Linked DNA regions of Homo sapiens: region 1 is linked to region 2. A link is a loop called in an ENCODE intact Hi-C map of the cell type or tissue named here. Cell type or tissue: IMR-90. All regions are shown on one strand.

The links. Hi-C counts contacts between places; a loop is a spot of excess contacts. Peaks named below come from ENCODE experiments on the same cell type or tissue, not always from the same donor. Only the 100,000 strongest peaks of a DNase experiment are listed, where the experiment ranks them.
Region 1: a loop joins it to region 2, with 4 times the contacts of the local background. A loop is called at or near these places in 6 of 110 quality-filtered maps.

The regions. Positions count from the first base shown.
Region 1 is chr1:228,374,171-228,382,170 of GRCh38, reverse strand. It overlaps OBSCN (obscurin, cytoskeletal calmodulin and titin-interacting RhoGEF), which reads right to left. Exons shown (of 116, transcript NM_001386125.1): 107 at 7,747-7,857; 108 at 7,419-7,586; 109 at 6,347-6,469; 110 at 5,993-6,163; 111 at 5,297-5,378; 112 at 4,880-5,119; 113 at 4,459-4,682; 114 at 4,165-4,240; 115 at 3,751-3,900; 116 at 3,295-3,553. The coding sequence ends at 3,376. Among named protein-coding and RNA genes, the nearest start is that of TRIM11-AS1, 16 kb to the left of the region's middle. RefSeq lists an enhancer at 3,504-3,573. In IMR-90, a CTCF peak has its summit at 3,452; DNase peaks (open chromatin) are centred at 3,530 and 7,090; H3K4me3 peaks cover 756 bases; H3K27ac peaks cover 1,273 bases.
Region 2 is chr1:228,222,707-228,230,706 of GRCh38, reverse strand. OBSCN (obscurin, cytoskeletal calmodulin and titin-interacting RhoGEF) reads right to left here. Exons shown (of 116, transcript NM_001386125.1): 10 at 5,973-6,248. Among named protein-coding and RNA genes, the nearest start is that of OBSCN-AS1, 13 kb to the right of the region's middle. In IMR-90, a CTCF peak has its summit at 3,288 (motif pointing left); DNase peaks (open chromatin) are centred at 1,756, 2,046 and 3,046; H3K27ac peaks cover 2,949 bases.

The DNA.
Region 1 (8,000 bases), 150 kb before region 2:
CCACTGCACTCCAGCCTGGGCAACAGAGCAAGACTCTGTCTCAAAAAAAAAAAAAAAAGAACTGTATACTTGAAAATGGTTGAATGATAAATGTTATGTGTATTTTATCACAGCTTAAAACTTTTTTAACAACTTTTGCCCTGTGAAAGACCCTGTTAAGGTGAGGTGGCTCACGCCTGTAATCCCAGCACTTTGGGAGGCTGAGGTGGGAAAATCTCTTGAGCCCAGGAGTTTGAGACCAGCCTGGGCAACATAGTGAGACCCCATCTCTAAAAAAAAAAAAAAAAAAAGTAAATTAGCCAGATGTGATGGCATACACCTTTAGTTCCAGCTACTCAGGAGCCTGAGGTGGGAGGATTTCTTGAGCCCAGGAGTTCAAGACTGCAATGGGCCATGGTTGTGCCACTGCACTCCAGCCTGGGCAACAGACTGAAATGCTGCCTCAAAAAAGACAAAAGGCTCTGTTAGGAGGAAGAAAAGACAAGCCCAAAAGTGGGAGAACATATTTGAAAACCACATATATGGCAAATGGCTGGTCTCCAGAATATACACAGAACTCTTCATCCTCAACATTTAAGTAAACAAACCATCTGGTTAGAAAATGGGCAAAAGACATGAATGGATATTTCACCCATGAGGATATAAAGCTGGCCAATGAAATGACAACACGACGCAGCCATTGCATTCTTGGGCATTTATCCTAGAGTAATAAAGATTTACAGTCACACAGCAACCTGTGTACATGAATGATTATAGCAGCTTTATTTGTAATTGCCCAAAACTGGGAATGACCCAAATGTCCTTCAATGGATAAGTGGTTAAACAAACAGTGGTGCATCCGTAACATGGAATATTCTGCAGCAATACAAAGGAATGAACTATTGACACATACAGCAGTCTTCATGAATTTCCAGAGATGTCAGGCAAAAGATACCACATATAGGATTATTCCATTTATAGAACGTTCCTAAAATGACAAAGTTATATTAGTGCAGAACAAATTGTTGGGTGCCAGGGTTAAGGAGTGTTACTGTGGGAGGAAAGTGGATGTGGTTATTTTTATGCCTTTTTGGGCAGCATAAGGGTTTCCTCGAGATGGAAATGTTCTCTGTCTTGACTGTACCAGTCTTAATGGTCGTCATATTGTACTACAGTTTTGTGAGATGTCAGTGATGGGGCTCAGAATGCAATACCCCAAATTACGGCACCTTGGCATGCTGAGTATCTCAAGCTGAAGGAAATTGTGTCTCTCTGACCGTCTCCTGCTTTTCTGCCTTGAAGGAAGCCATAAGAGAATTCTCTGACCTACCTCCCCCAAAAGCGGGTCATAGGATCCTCATTCCAGAGGCCAAGAAGAATCTGAACAAACGGGCCTTGGCAAGTTGCCCCCAGTTTATTACCATTAAGTTGCACCTGCTTTTTGTCTAAGCATATTTTTACATGACTGTTCATTCTTCATCAAACCCAAGCATAAAAAATAGACAGATTTGCCTGTTTCTTTGGGTTTTTGTTTCTGAAGGCTCACTTGTCACATAAAACCTTTTGTTAAATAGATGTGTGTCATGCTTTATCTTATTAACCTGTCTTTGTGATTGGGGCCATACGTGCAAGGTTCATCCATGCGCCTTGCAATGGGTGAGGAAAAGATACTACCTTCCCCCCCACCCCGCCCTGACATCAGTGTCCTGGGAAAGTGAGTGCACGGTGCCTGTACCCTTTGTGATGCATTGAGTGGTGACATGCTGACTCTCAGGAGGTCGTAAAGGAGGAGGAAGGTAAAGTCAGAGGCAGTGTGGGGGCAGAGGGAGTGAGGGCAGTCAGTTCAAGTTAGAAGATGTTTGTTTTCTTTTTAGAGACAGGGTCTTGCTCTGTGGTCCAGGCTAGAGTGCAGTGGCACAATCACAGCTCACTGCAGCCTTGACCTCTGGGCTCACCTCCCGAGTAGCTGGTACCATGCTGGTGGCATGCACCACCATGCCAAGCTAATTTTTTATTTTTTGTAGAGACAAGAGTCTCCCTATTATTGCCCAGGCTTGTCTTGAACTCCTGGGCTCCAGTGATCCTCCTACCTCAGCCTCCCAAAGTGCTGGGATTACAGGTGTGAGCCACTGTGCCTGGCCGATGCTTGGATTTTGATTCAAAGTGTCCTGGGCTCAGTAAGATTTCAGGGGAGGTGTTCAGCATTTGGACATTGCAGAATGGACCCATCAGCATGTGGTCGTCATTGGGCCCCTGAGATGAGCTGAGAATCAGGAGGGTAGAGACTGCTGTCTACACCCTGCAGCCCCAGCCCCCCAGGAACGAAGCTGTCGTCCAACGTCAGCCTTGTTGCTGGGGACAGTGGAGATCATATCCCCACCCCGGGAACCCTGGGGCTGCTCGAGAAGAGGATGCTATGAAGAGCTGACTGTTTTGGTGATTAAAAGGAGTGTTTAAAACAACCGGGCCTCATTCTGGGTTGCATGCTGTCAGAGAGAGCCAGGACAACTCCATCACTGGATGTCCCCATAAATCTAAGCTGGCCAGGAATCAGCATGACCCATTTTAGCCAAGAGGGGTCGGTTAGCCTCCTCTCCATCTATGCTTAGACATAGGTATGAGGGGCCTGGCCTTGTGTCTGAGGGACCTCTGCAAAAGGTTTTATGTGCAAGAGGAGAAGGCCCTCCCTGCCAGCTCCCAGGTCTCCTGGGCTGCACCTATCTCAAGTTCCCTTTCCCACGTCAAAGAATAGGAGAAAGGACATTCAGCAGCGTTTGAGAGACAACGCGCGCACCCCACGGCCCAGGCTTCCTGCACTCCTGGCAAGGGGCAGGGCGGGGCTCGGCCAGCGTAGTCATTGCCCATGGAATCTCAAACACTGGGTTGCTTTTCACCGAGGCCACGCGCCAGCGACTCTGAAGCCTCCTCTCCTCCAGCGGATCGTGGCCCGCGGCTTCTCGCCCTCGCTTGCACGCTTTGCCCAAGAACTCTTCCCGGGGCAGAGAAGTTGTGGAAACAAGCGGCTGGCCCGACGGCGGAGAAAGCGGGCTGCGGGGCTGCAGGTCAGCGTGATGGAAGAGAGGAAGGCGCACGGCGGGTGGAATAAACGCGCATGGGTGTGAGGACGGAGACGCCCCGAGGGGCTGAACGCGCGGAGCATCGGAGTGAGGGAGCGACCCCTAAGGACGCCTTCTAAGGGGCTCACAGGCCCAAACACAGCGGGGCAGCCTGATCGGCGCCCCAGCCAGAAAGGCGGGGACAGAGCCCTCACTCCCTCTCCTCCCCAAAAGAAAATAATGCAACGAGACGGAAGACTTCTCGCCCGGCTGTGCGTTTTTATTGGCGCGTCTGCAGCGACCCCCAGCGGGGAGACCAAGGGTGTGGCCGGGGCGACCCTCAGCGCACCTGGGCCAGGTTGTGCCTCTTGTACAGCAGCGCGCGTCTCTTCTCGCGATTGCGCACGAAGACGCGCAGCCGCGCGGTAGGGAAGGTCACGGGCGCGGGCCGCGAACAGGCCGGGCCCTCCTCTGTTAGCCACGGGCACTGCAGGCAGCTGGACGCGCAGGGCCGGCCCCTGGGACGGACATAGGCTCAGCACGTGGCCCAGCGGCGGGAGGGGTGTGGGGAAGGCAAGTGGAAAAGGGGAGAGGGGGAAGGGAGAGTACCGAGGGGAAAGGGAGTGGGGGGGCGGGGCGGGGCGGGACGGAAGGAGGAGGGGGCGGGACGGGAGGAGGGGGCGGGGAGAAGGAGGAGGAGAGGGGCGCGCCTTACCAGGGCTGGGCGCACAGAGTGCTGCGCAGGAAGGCCACGGCGCCCCCGGACAGCCCCGCGTAGCAGCGGCTCAGCCGGACCAGCCCCTTGCGCAGTCCTCTCTGCAGGTCGCGTGCACCCTCGCTGCTCACCGGGTACTCGGCGCTCAGCCTGCGCAGGTGGCGGGTGCACGGGCCCTGAGGTCACCCTCCTTGGGTAGACCAGGGCGGAGGGGGAGGGGATGCAGGAGCACTGAGGTCACCCTCGGGTGGCCGGTGCAGGGGCCGTGAGGTCATCCTCGGGTGGACGAGGGTGCAGGGGCCGTGAGGTCACCCTCAGGTGGACGGGGGTGCAGGGGCCCTGAGGTCACCCTCGGGTGGAGGGGGGAGACTGCCCCGCCCACCTAGCAACCCCCAGACAGGTTGGAGGACTCACATGATGAAGGCTGTCACACCGATGGCCCAGATGTCTGTCTGTGGAACAGCCCCCTGGCCCTCCAGGAGCTCTGGAGCTGGGAGGGGCACATGTGGTTGGGCTCAGGTGGAGGGACACAGGTGGTGGGCATGAGTGAGTGGTCCCAGGTGGGATAGGTGGGGCACAGGTGTGTGGGCCAGGTGTGTGGCTGAGTGGGTGGCAGTGGAGCTGGGAGAGAGGACAGCACTGGAGGAGAGGGGGCTTCTTCCTGCCCCCCGCCCCAGGTGAGGTCCCCCCAACTGTCCACACACGCACCCATGGTCTCTAGGTAGTCCTTGAACTTGTCTGAGGGCAGCACCTTCTCCTGGCTGAGGCTCTGTGCATTGCCCAGGTCCACGACCTTGAGCAGGTTGTATTCGGTGATGATCATGTTCTCGGACCTCAGGTCCAGGTGCAGGATGTGCTGGTTGTGCAGGTACTGGGTGGCACTCAACATCTGCCACAGGTAGTCCTTCACCTCGGATTCTGAGTAGGAGGCCCTGGGGGGCAGAAGCTGCTCAGCCCAGGCTCCGGGGTGGGGGCCACCAGGGCCAGGGCTGAGACTACTCCCCGTGGACTGGGAGGGGCACTGGCTGTGCAGAGGGGCCTGGTCCTCCAGCCCCACCCCAGAGGCCTGGGTCCATCAGTCCATCAGTCCGTCCATCAGCTCAACCACACCACCCCAGGCCACCCTCACCTCTCGGCCAGGCAGGGGAGCAGCTCGGGCCCAGAGCACAGCTCCAAGATGAGCACCAGGTGCCGGGGGCTGAGGTAGGCTGCGTGCAGCTGGGCCAGGTGCGGGTGGCGCAGGCCCTTGAGGGCCTCGTATTCGCGCAGCACTGCTGTCTTGTCCTTGGGGTGGTAGGGGATGATCTTGGCGGCCAGCGCCCGCCCGCTGGCCTTCTCCCAGCATTGCCGCACCACGCTGAAGCGGCCCCTGCTCAAGGGGACAGCGGTCAGGCTGGTGGGTGGTCCCCTCCCATTCCCCGATTCCCAACACTCAGAGCAGCAGGAGCCCAGTTCAGCGAGATGGTGGGTGTGGGGGCATGGGTGGTCAACAAGGGGGGGTCCAGGCCCTGGCCCCACCCGCCTGCAGCCCCCCAGGCCACTGCACCTCTGGATCTGTGTCTGGAATGCGAAGGTCTTTGTGCTGGGCAGGGGTTGGGCTGACCGCCCCTGGCTCTCCTCCTCAGAGGCTGTGGGAGGAGGGGCAGATGATAAGAGGGGGTGAAGAGGGCATCCCCACAGCCCCAGCTCTCCCCACGTCTCCCATCACCCCTTCCCAGGCACCTTGACAGCTGGGACTTTGAGTTACGCACTCCCACCTCTTGTTCCTCAGGTTCTGGGGGTATGGGGACAGGGAGGGGGTACAGCAAGCAGTGAGAGGCAACCTGAGTGAGGGTGTGTGTGAGGGCTGCAGGGGCATTTGAGAATGGACCACCCATAGCAATCATGCCCTCTCTTCCTCCCTTGAGCCCAGGGCAGACATTACTAATCAACCCTAGCATTCCTCCACCAAAGCTAGAGGCAGCACAGGCCAGTCACTACCAACTCTCACTACCAACACTCAGAATGAAGCAGAATGGACTTGTGTGCTCGTCAATGAGTGCATGGGAGTGTAGGTGAGTGAAGGGGGGGCCTGGGGGTGAGGCGGCCCCTAAAGTGTGTAGGCCTCGAATGCCAAGCCCAGGAGCAGCTGTCTCCCCAGAAGGAAGTGGACAGCTATGGAGACCCTGCACAGGAGGGAGCGTAATCTGGGTCTTCTAGCTGCTGTTCCCACCCTCCAAGCCCCGAGTGTGGTGTGGCTCACCCAGGTGGCTGGGCCCTCCCAGGAGGACTTGCTCCGAGGGGCTGCTGTAGGGACCCATTCCTGCCTTGCTGACACATGCCGTGCGGAAGGTGTAGGTGCCACCCCGGGAGAGCTTGCTGGTCAGGTAGCAGCAGTCAAAGATGTCGGAGGCCAGTGTGGTCCAGCTGCCGCCTGGCCACACAGGAGCACGTGAGGGGCCACTGAGGCCTCCACACACCACGTCAGTGGGGGTGGAGAAACCCTTCCCTGAGGCCACCCATGGGAACACAGCAGGCCAGGCATCTCCCCAAGGGCCCCTAGACATGGCTCCCGGGAGGGGTGGCCGGAGCCTCGGGTACAGGGGCCACCTCATACCTTCTAGGCTGCACTGCACAATGTAGGTCACAGGGCCGTAGGATTCCACGGGCTTCCAGACCAGCAGCACCCCATCCGCGTACACCTCCCCGATATCCGGGCATGGCGAAGATGAGGGGCGCTCTGCAAGGCACTGCCCAATGGTCAGTGACTCCAGGGTGGGCACCCAGCCTCCAGGGGCCAATATCTGGCTGGCGCCTGCCTCACCCTGGCAGCCACCAGGGCTCTGGAGCCCACCCTCCCTGGTCCTGTTCATTCAGGGTCCAGTCACAGTGAGGAATGGTAGGAGGGGCCTCTCCTGGCGAGGGGCTGGGGAGGTGTCTGCCCTGCCAGATCCCACTCCTGGGCTGGCCCATCCACCTGGGTGTGACCAGAACCCTGTGCAGGGGCCGAGCCTCTGGTCAGAAGGGCCCTTGGTGGGGCTGCTGGGCTTCACTGGGTTGCCCTGCACAGGTTCAAGCAGGCCGGCCCACTCTGGGCATTGGGCCAGGGGTCCCAGAGCTAGGCCTGTAGCCCCCATCCTGACCACCTCAGAAACACGCCCCAGGGAACTGTGTTGTGCTTGTAACTCGACTTTGATTGAGGCATGGAACGGGAAGCAGCCCACTCCTGCATAGGCTGGAGGGATGGGCATGGAAGGAACGTGGGAAGATGGTGCAATGGGTCATGCGCCCGAGAAACTCAGTTCTCCCGGCAAGTGGCCAATGGGATGGGCTTTCTCCCTGGCAGGGAGCGTGGATGAACAGGCTTCCTTCCAAGCCCTGTAACGTCAGCAGCTGCGTCCGGCCATCCTTCCCAAGGCTGGTTGTTTCTGCTGGGACCAGCTCAGGGCCTCCTGCCAGCCCAAGGCAGCCTGGGCGGTCAGAACTCTGTGTTGACCTTCTCAGGCCTCCTGCAGCCCTGGCCATGTGTGGTGCCTGGCCCCATAGGGATGTGGGCTGCTCAGGGTCAGGGAGCGGATGCCTCAGCGGCCAATGCACGGGCCCGGAAGCATTCCACGCAGGATGAGGCTTCCCAGCAGCCCCAGCCCAGCCTCCCTGGCCTGGTGGGACCCCCAGTGTGGCCCACGTACCTGCCTTCCGGAGGACGCCCGTGGTGGTCACTGTCCCCAGCGCATTGCTCACGCTGCAGGTGTACACACCCAGGTCCTCAGCCACCACCACCAGGATGGTCAGAAGCTGGAAGTTCTTGAGGGTGGCAGAGATGAGGACACGGCTGCTGCTCTCCAGGGGGGCTCCGTCTGCAAAAGGACAGAGCAAGCCTCATGCCACAGCCAGGCCTCACACCTCTCCCTGGGCCTCAGTTTTCCTCCAGACAGCGAGGCATCCCGTGGGGCCAGCTCACAGGATGGCCACTCACCCGATTTCACACAGCCCCCAGCCCCTGGGACAGCTTCTTACCTTTGCTCCAGGTGGCCTGGGCAGCTGGCTGGGCTGACACCTGGCAGGCCAGTGTCACTGACTGGCCCAGGACCACAGTCTCATCTGAGAGCTCCCTTAGGAATGTCGGCGCTGAGGAGGGAGGGTGAGGTCAGCCTTCAGGGGTGACCTCCAGGCCCCAGAGCATGGCCTGGACCCTGGAGACACCAGGAGGAGCCCTGCCCCACCACTGCCAACTCCCCAGCCTGGCCCATCTGTACCACCATCACCTCCTC
Region 2 (8,000 bases):
ACAGAAAATCCTCAGGAATCCACAAAAGAAATATTAGAGCTAATCAACAAGTTCAACAAGGTTGCAGGATAAAAGACCAATATACAAAAGTCAATTCTCTTTCTGTACCTTAGCAATGGCACTCCAAAACTGAAATTATGAAAACAGTTCCATGGACAGTAGCATCCAAAGTATTAACTACTTAGCAATAAATTTACAAAGGAACTGCAAACTTTATATGTTGACAATTAGAAAACACCATTGAAAGAAATCTTAAAAGACCCAGATAAATAGAAATGTATCCCATACTCATGGATTAGAAGAAACAGCAATACTCTCCAAATCGATCTACACATTCAATGCAAACCCTATCAAAATCCCACCTACCTTTTTTCCAAAATTTGAAAAGCTGATTCTAAAATTCATATGGAAATGCAGTAGACCTTGAATAGCCAAAACAATCTTGAAAACACACAAAGTTGGAAAACTCACACTTTCTAATTTCAAAACTTACTACAAAGATATGGTAATTAAGACTGTGGTATTAACATAAGGATAAACTTAGAAATCAATGGAACAGAATTGAGAATCCAGAAATAAACCCTTTACATTTATGGTCAAGGGTGCCAAGAAAATTCAATGGAGAAAAATGTCTTCAACAAATGATGCTAGGACAGCTGCATTTCCACATGCAAATGATGAAGTTGGACCACTATTTCACATCATATTCAAAAATTAACTTAAAATGGATCAAAGCCCTAAATGTAACAGCTAAAATTACTAAAATCTTAGAAGAAAACAGAGGTGTATATCTCGTGACCTTGGATTGGGCAATGATTTCTTAGAAATGACACCTAACACACAAGCAACAAAAGAGGATAAATTAAGCTTTATTTAAAAAAAAATTTTTTTTTAGACAGGGTCTCACTCTGTTGCCCAGGCTGGAGTAAAGTGGTGCAATCACAGCTCACTGCAGCTTCAGTCTCCTGGGCTCAAGCAATCCTCCCACCTCAGCCTCCCAAGTAGGTGGGATTACAGGCACACATCACTATGTCCAGCCTAAACTTTATCAAAATTAAAACCTTCATGCAGCAAAAGACATAATCAAAAAAAAAGAAAGAAAATATTTGCAAATCATTTATCTAAAAAAAAGGTCTAGCATCATGGCTAGACATGGTAGCTCACGCCTATAATCCCAGCACTTTGGGAGGCTGAGGTGGATGGATCACTTGAGGTGAGGAGTTCAAGACCAGCATGGTGAAACCCCATCTCTACTAAAAATACAAAAATTAGCTGGGTGTGGTGGTGCACACCTGTAGTCCCAGCTCCTCAGGAGGCTGAGATGGGAGGATTGCTTGATCCCAGGAGTTCAATGCTACAGTGAACCATGATCACACCGTTGCATTCCAGCCTGGGCAATAGAGTGAGACCCTGTCTCTAAAAAAAGAATAAATAAAATATAAATAAATAAAAACAAGAAGAGTTGGTGAGGATGTAGAGAAACTGGAACCTTCATACATTGCTGATTGAAGAATGTAAAATGGTGCAGCCACTCTAGAAAACAGTCTGACAGTTCCTCACTAAGGTAAATAATATTATCGTATGACCTGGCAACCCTACTCTTTAGGTATCTACTCAAGAGAACTGACAACATACATTCACACAAAGCCTGCATACAAACGTTTATAGCAGCATTATGTATAGTTGCCAGAGTGGCAACAGTTCAAATGCCTGTCCACTGATGCATAGATAAACAAAATGTGATCTGTTCATACAATGGAATGTGACTCAGCTATGAAAAGGAAGTACTGATACATGTTACAACATCATGAGCCTTGAAAACATCATGCCCAGTAAAAAAAAGACAGACATAAAAGGCCACATATTATATGATTCTGTTTAAATGAAATGTCCGGAACAGGCAAATCCAGGGAGACAAAAAGCACATTAGTGGTTGCTAAGTGCTGAGGAGAAGGGGAATGGGGAGTGACTATGAAGGGGCATAGAGTTTCTTTTAGGGTTGATGAAAATGTTCTGGAATTAGACTGTGGTGTGGTTACGCAACCTAAAAACCACCAAATCGTACACTGTAAAAGGGTGAATTTTATGTTACTTGAATTACGTACTCTAAAAAATCAGTCAGGTCCGGTACAGTGGTTCATTCCTGTAATCTCAGCACTTTGGGAAGCTGAGGTGGGAGGATTGCTTGAGCCCAGAAGTTTGAGATCAGCCTGGGCAACATAGCAAGACCCCATCTCTACAAACAAAAAATTGAGAAAATTAGCCAGGTATGGTGGCACGTGCCTGTAGTTCCAGCTACTCAGGAGGCTGAGGCGGGAGGACTGCTTGAGCCCAGGCGGTCGAGGCTGCAGTGAGTCATGGTCACACCACTGCACTCCAGTCTGGGTGACAGAGCAGGACCCTGTCTCAAAAACCAAACAAATGAAAAGGTGCCAGCAGGTTCAGCTGCCTGGTGAGGGCTGCTCTCTGCTTCCAAGACAGCACATTATTGCTGTGTCTCACATGCGAGACAGGATGGAAGTGGTGAACTTGCCCTTTTATAATCTAGGGGTACTCATCCATTCGCGAGGGTGGAGCCTTCGACGCCTAATCACCTCCCAAAGGCCCCCTCTTAATACTGTTGCTCAGGGGACTAAGTTTCAACATAAACTGTGGAGGGGACACAACATTCCACGAACAGCAGATAGGCGTGATACAATATGTTAAGAAGTCAATTTAACAAAAGCACTTACACAGAGAACACGCTAGCCTGCCAGTCCTGCCTTTGGGGTAAAACCCTGAGAGCATCACAAAACCTAGCTCCCACATTCTCACTGCTATGGTTGGAATGTCTGTGGCCCCCAAAATTCCCACGTTGAAATCCTTATCCCCAAGGTCATGGTGTTAGGAGGAGGAGCCTTTAGGAATCACTTGGGTCATGAATGAGATCAATGCCCTTATAAAAGAGACCTCAAAAGCTCCCTCACCCCTTCCACTGTGAAGACTCAGTTAGAAGGCACCGTCTATGAAACAGGAAGCGGCCTCACCAGACACGGAATCTGCTGGCACCTTGCTCTTGGACTTCTGACCTCCAGAGCTGCAAGCAGCACACTTCACACTTCCGTGGTTCCTGAGCCACCCAGGCTATGGTGTTCTGCTCTAGCAGCCCTCATGGACCCAGGCACTTGCTGAACGTCAGCATTCCTCTGTGTGGCCACACAGGACCCCTGGCCCACGCTGCAGACATTGTCTGCTTCTCTCCCTGGAGCACAAATGTGACAGAGCCCGCAGATGTGCAAGCCTGGGCCCCCTAGTGTCTGAGTCGTGTGTCACCCTAGGGATAAAAACAGCAGCAGGAAGATGGGATAAAGCAATTAGTGCACCCCTGCCAAGCACCATCTCATGTTAATCCCCTCTCCTGCCCTAAGAGCTGGGTGCACTTTGGGATCCGCATTTTACAGACAGGGAAACAGGCTGGATGAGCCACTGCCACTGACACCTTTCCAGACACCCTGGTGCCCACTCTGCTGGCAGCTAGTGCCTCTGAGCTCCTGCAGCCTGGCACACCTCTGTCCCCTCCCACCCTGCACCACGGCCCTCTGGGGTGAAGGCTAGCCAGTGTCTACACCACCAAGCTGGCCCTGCCCTCCTTCCTTGACCTATTTATCCCCCAAAACCCAATCCCAGCAGCTATAATTCACAGTGCCCTACACAAGCACAGTCCCCAGATGCCACAATCATGAATCCCATGTTACAGATGAGGAAACTGAGGCACAGAGAGGCCAACTGTCTGAGTTTCTGGGGGCTGCCGTAAGAGCTCACCATAAGCTAAGTGGCTCAGAATGACAGAAAATCATCCTCTTACAGTTCTGGAGGCCAGAAATCTGAGATCAAGGTGTAGCAGGGCTGTGCTCCCTCAGGAGGCTCTAGGGGAGGACCCACCCTGCCTCTCCCAGCTCCTGGGGGCTCCCGGAGTCTCTGGGCTTGTGGCCGCATCACTCCAGAGTCAGCCTCCATCTCCCATGGTTGCCTCCTCTGTGTGTGTCTCCCGGTCTGCCTAAGGACAGTGTCACTGGATTCAGGGCCCACCCTAGTCCATGACCTCATCACAAGGTGCTTTACTTAATTACATCTGCAAAGACCCTGTTTCCAAATGAGGCCCCATTCTGAGGTTCTAGGTGGATGTGAATTTGGGGATGATACAACATCAACAACTCACCCAAGGTCACTCAGCAGACAGACAGGAATGAGACACACGTGGCAGTATGACCCCACACATGCACCGATCCTACCGCCAGCCTGCCTCAGAAAGGGGTGGAAACCCAGGCTGTGGGGTATGGGCTGTGGGGCCAGTCCCAGGCCAGCTTCTCCCATCCCAGGTCCACCTCCTCCTCCTCTACGTCCCCCTGCCAAGGCTATAAGGCCATAGGCACATTCTCCAGGCTACCTGGAGCTGAGCAAGGTCTTGCAAGACCCCCACCAAGTCAGGGAGGCATGGGGGTTGGTGTACTCCCAACTTCAAGAAAAGTTTTTGTTTTCCAAACAGAAGAGACAGCCAGAAACATCCATAATGAGGGAGGCAGAATTCTAAGAATGCCCAAACACTAAATCTAGGTGCTGCTGTGAAGGAAGCCTGCAGATGGAATGAGGTCTCATATCAGTTGACTTTAAGTTCCTCGAAAGGATGATGACCTTGAGTGGGCTGGACCTAATCAGGTGAGGCCATAAATGGGAGGGGTCTCTTCCCTGGCAAAAGAGATTTGAAGTCTGAGAGTGACTTGACACAAGGGAGATTACCCATTACTGGCCTGACGATGAAGGCCACATGGCAAAGAATGAGGTGGCCTCTAGGATCTGACAGCAGCTCCCTGGCTGACAGCCAGCCAAGAAATAGGGCCTTGGACCCATGGGCTCACAGACCCACAATTGCAAGGAACTGAATTCTGCCAACAAATTGGGTAAGCTGGAAATAGGAACCAAGAGAACTAATCAGCAGGCACCTGACTTCAGCTTCTGAGACCCTGAACAGAGAACCCAGGCACGCCACGCCTGCACTTCTGACTTACAGAACTGTGAGCTACTCAGTGAGCATTGTTTCAAGCCACTAAGTTGGTGATAATTTGTTACAAAGCAGTTAAAAAAATAAGCAGAAAACAAAAAAACTAATACACACCCTTTCCACATCTTCCCATCTTGAACATGATGGCTGGAGCTATGGAAGCCACCTTGTGACCATGAGGCAAGCATTTGAAAGAAAAAGGTAACATGTTCAGGATGGCAGAGAATTAAACAGATCCCATGTCCTTATGATAGACTGTTAAAAAGGTTGTGATGAGTCAAGACACCCTGGGTGCACAATGTTCTACAACAGGACATGCCACTCCCCCACTGACAGTAGGGTCTACTTCTCTACACCCTAGTTCCTGCAGACTAAGCTGGCCTTATGCTTAGCTTTGAGCAACAGGACATGGGGGAAAGTAACACTCTGGGAGTCCTGAGAACCCAGCTTAACAAGCCTCATAGTTTCTACCATTCCCTAGGAAAAGAATCCAGTCACCATGGAAAGAAGTCCAAAAAGAGAGCAACCATGGAGGAATGAGGTTGCAGGCATGGAAATGAAGCCAGCTGACAGCACAAGAAGAGACAGGTCCATTGTCCTGGCCATCCCCCATCCACTGGAGCCATCCCAGCTTGGACCTCAGTCAGGTGCACCAATGAGGCCAGTCAGATCCCCCAGCCCCAGCCAACACCACATGAAATACAGATGAGCCACCCCTGCTGAGCCCTGACCAAATTCTCAACCTGCAGAATGGTGACAGGTAAACTGATCATTCTTTCAGGCCTCTAAGTTTGGAGTGATCTGTTACACAGCAGCAGATAATTAACTGAAACAGGCCCTCAGGAGGCCGCCAAGCACTGTCCCAGCCTACGCTGAAACACTGCCCCCAGACCTGCTCCCATGAGATGCTCAAATGTCTGCTCTATCAACTGACCTTTGACATCCAGATGGAAGGAGAGCCGCTGGCCCCCAGCCTCGCAGCTATACTCCCCGGCATCCGCCTGGCCTGCCTGCTGCACAACCAGCCTGCGCGTGCAGCCTGTGGCCTCCATGCACACTTTCGAGCTGGAGCTCAGCTTCTTCCCATCCTTGTACCACGTCACCTCCGTCTGGGCCTGGGCCACCTCGCAGCTCAGTGTGGCACTGGCTCCTGCCTCTGCCTGCAGCTTCCTGCGTGCCAGCTGCTCCTTAGCAAACACCACCTTGGGCTCTGGGGATGGACAGGGAAGGATGCACAGTCAGAGACTCCAGAGCACAGAAACTAAAGTTTCAGATGCAGAGGCTGCTCAGGCTGGAGCCCACTGATGACGGGCTGTCTGTGGCCCATGAACAGTGGCCTCACCAACCGCCAGCCGGACATGGGTTTGAGCAAAAGAGAATGCATATTGGAAGCTTCAAGCATCAGCATGGGGAAGAACTTCCCAAGGCCCATCAGCAACATGCAGCAGATACTCTGGAGTCCAAACATTCCACAACACCTTAGAGAAAAGCACCACCCTGGCAGAGTGCCCCTTTGAAAGGAAAAGCTGCTGATACTGTGTGAAATGCCCACATCACGCCCTCAGCACTTACGAAAACTCTGCCTGAGAACCCAGAAAGCCTGGAGAAATAGCAAACACAAACACCCTCTTGGGTTCACGCTGAAAATCACAGGAGATGTGGGAACCTCTCTCCCACAAAACCATGACCCAAACAGACCATCCCCCGGCCACTTCTCCCCTGGTTTGCACTAAAGCCAGAGTTGCCCTATACCTGTCTGGGGTTTCCCTCAACACAAAGAGGAAACTCATACATCGAAAAATTGCTTATGAGGCCGGGCACAGTGGCTCACGCCTGTAATCCTGGCACTTTGGGAGGGCAAGCTAGGTGGATTGCTTGAGCCCAGGAGTTCAAGACCAGCCAAGACAACATTGTGAGACCCTGTCTCTACAAAAAATTAAAAAATTTGCTAAGCATGGTGGTATGCGAGTACCCAGCTCCTCAGGAGGCTGAGGCGGGAGGATTGCTTGAGCCTGAGAGGTCAAAGTTGCAGTAAGCCATGACTGCACCACTGCACTCCAGCCTGGGCAACAGAACAAATTCCTGTCTCTAAAAACAAAAATCTCTTATGCTACCTCTTAACTAGGATAACATGTACGCACAGTGATATGCACAAACATGTATGCACAGTGATATGCACAGATCTGGTGCACAATTCTATGAGTTCTGACAGCTATCTGCACCTGTGTAACCCACACCCCACACCCACACAGCTCCCAGCTGCCTCCCCCACAAAAGCGACCACCATTCTCATTCCTAACCGTAGAACCTGTCTTCGAACTCTGAATAAATGAAATCAGAACAGTTTTCTCTTTAGGTGCTATCTGTGCCCATTAACTAGCTACAAATACACATGCAGACAAAATAGTATTAAAAACTAGAATACCACAATAAAAAATAAGCTAAAACACACCAAAACACACCATGCCCTACCCCTCCACCTGTCCCCACACCCTACTTGGCTCTGCAGAAACTCCAGTTTAAAGTCCCTTCATTTTTCCCCTGGGTTCTGCCTTCCTATTTCTAAACAATATGTACATGCTATTGATCAGTGGGTAAGAAAGAATACGCAGAAAATAAAGAAAAAACCAATACAATGAACACCCACACACTCCCCACCTGCTAAAGAAAGAAGAACGCCATCACCACTAGTTCCCAGCCCCTCAGAGGTAACCCCAGCCTGAATCCTGGTTTTGGAATCTCCTTTTATTATCTCAGTACGTGTGTTTATTGAGGGTGAATGTGCAAGTCAGGCTGCTCTGCTCAACCGTTTACCCACTGTGTGACCTTGGACAAAGTGACTTCACCTCTGTGCGTCGACTTCCTGCTGTCTGAAATAGAATGACCAAGGATTCACACAGGTGAGGTGTGTGGCACGCTAAGAAGAGCATCTCCGGAGATTCCAGGCAGGAGACAAACCACA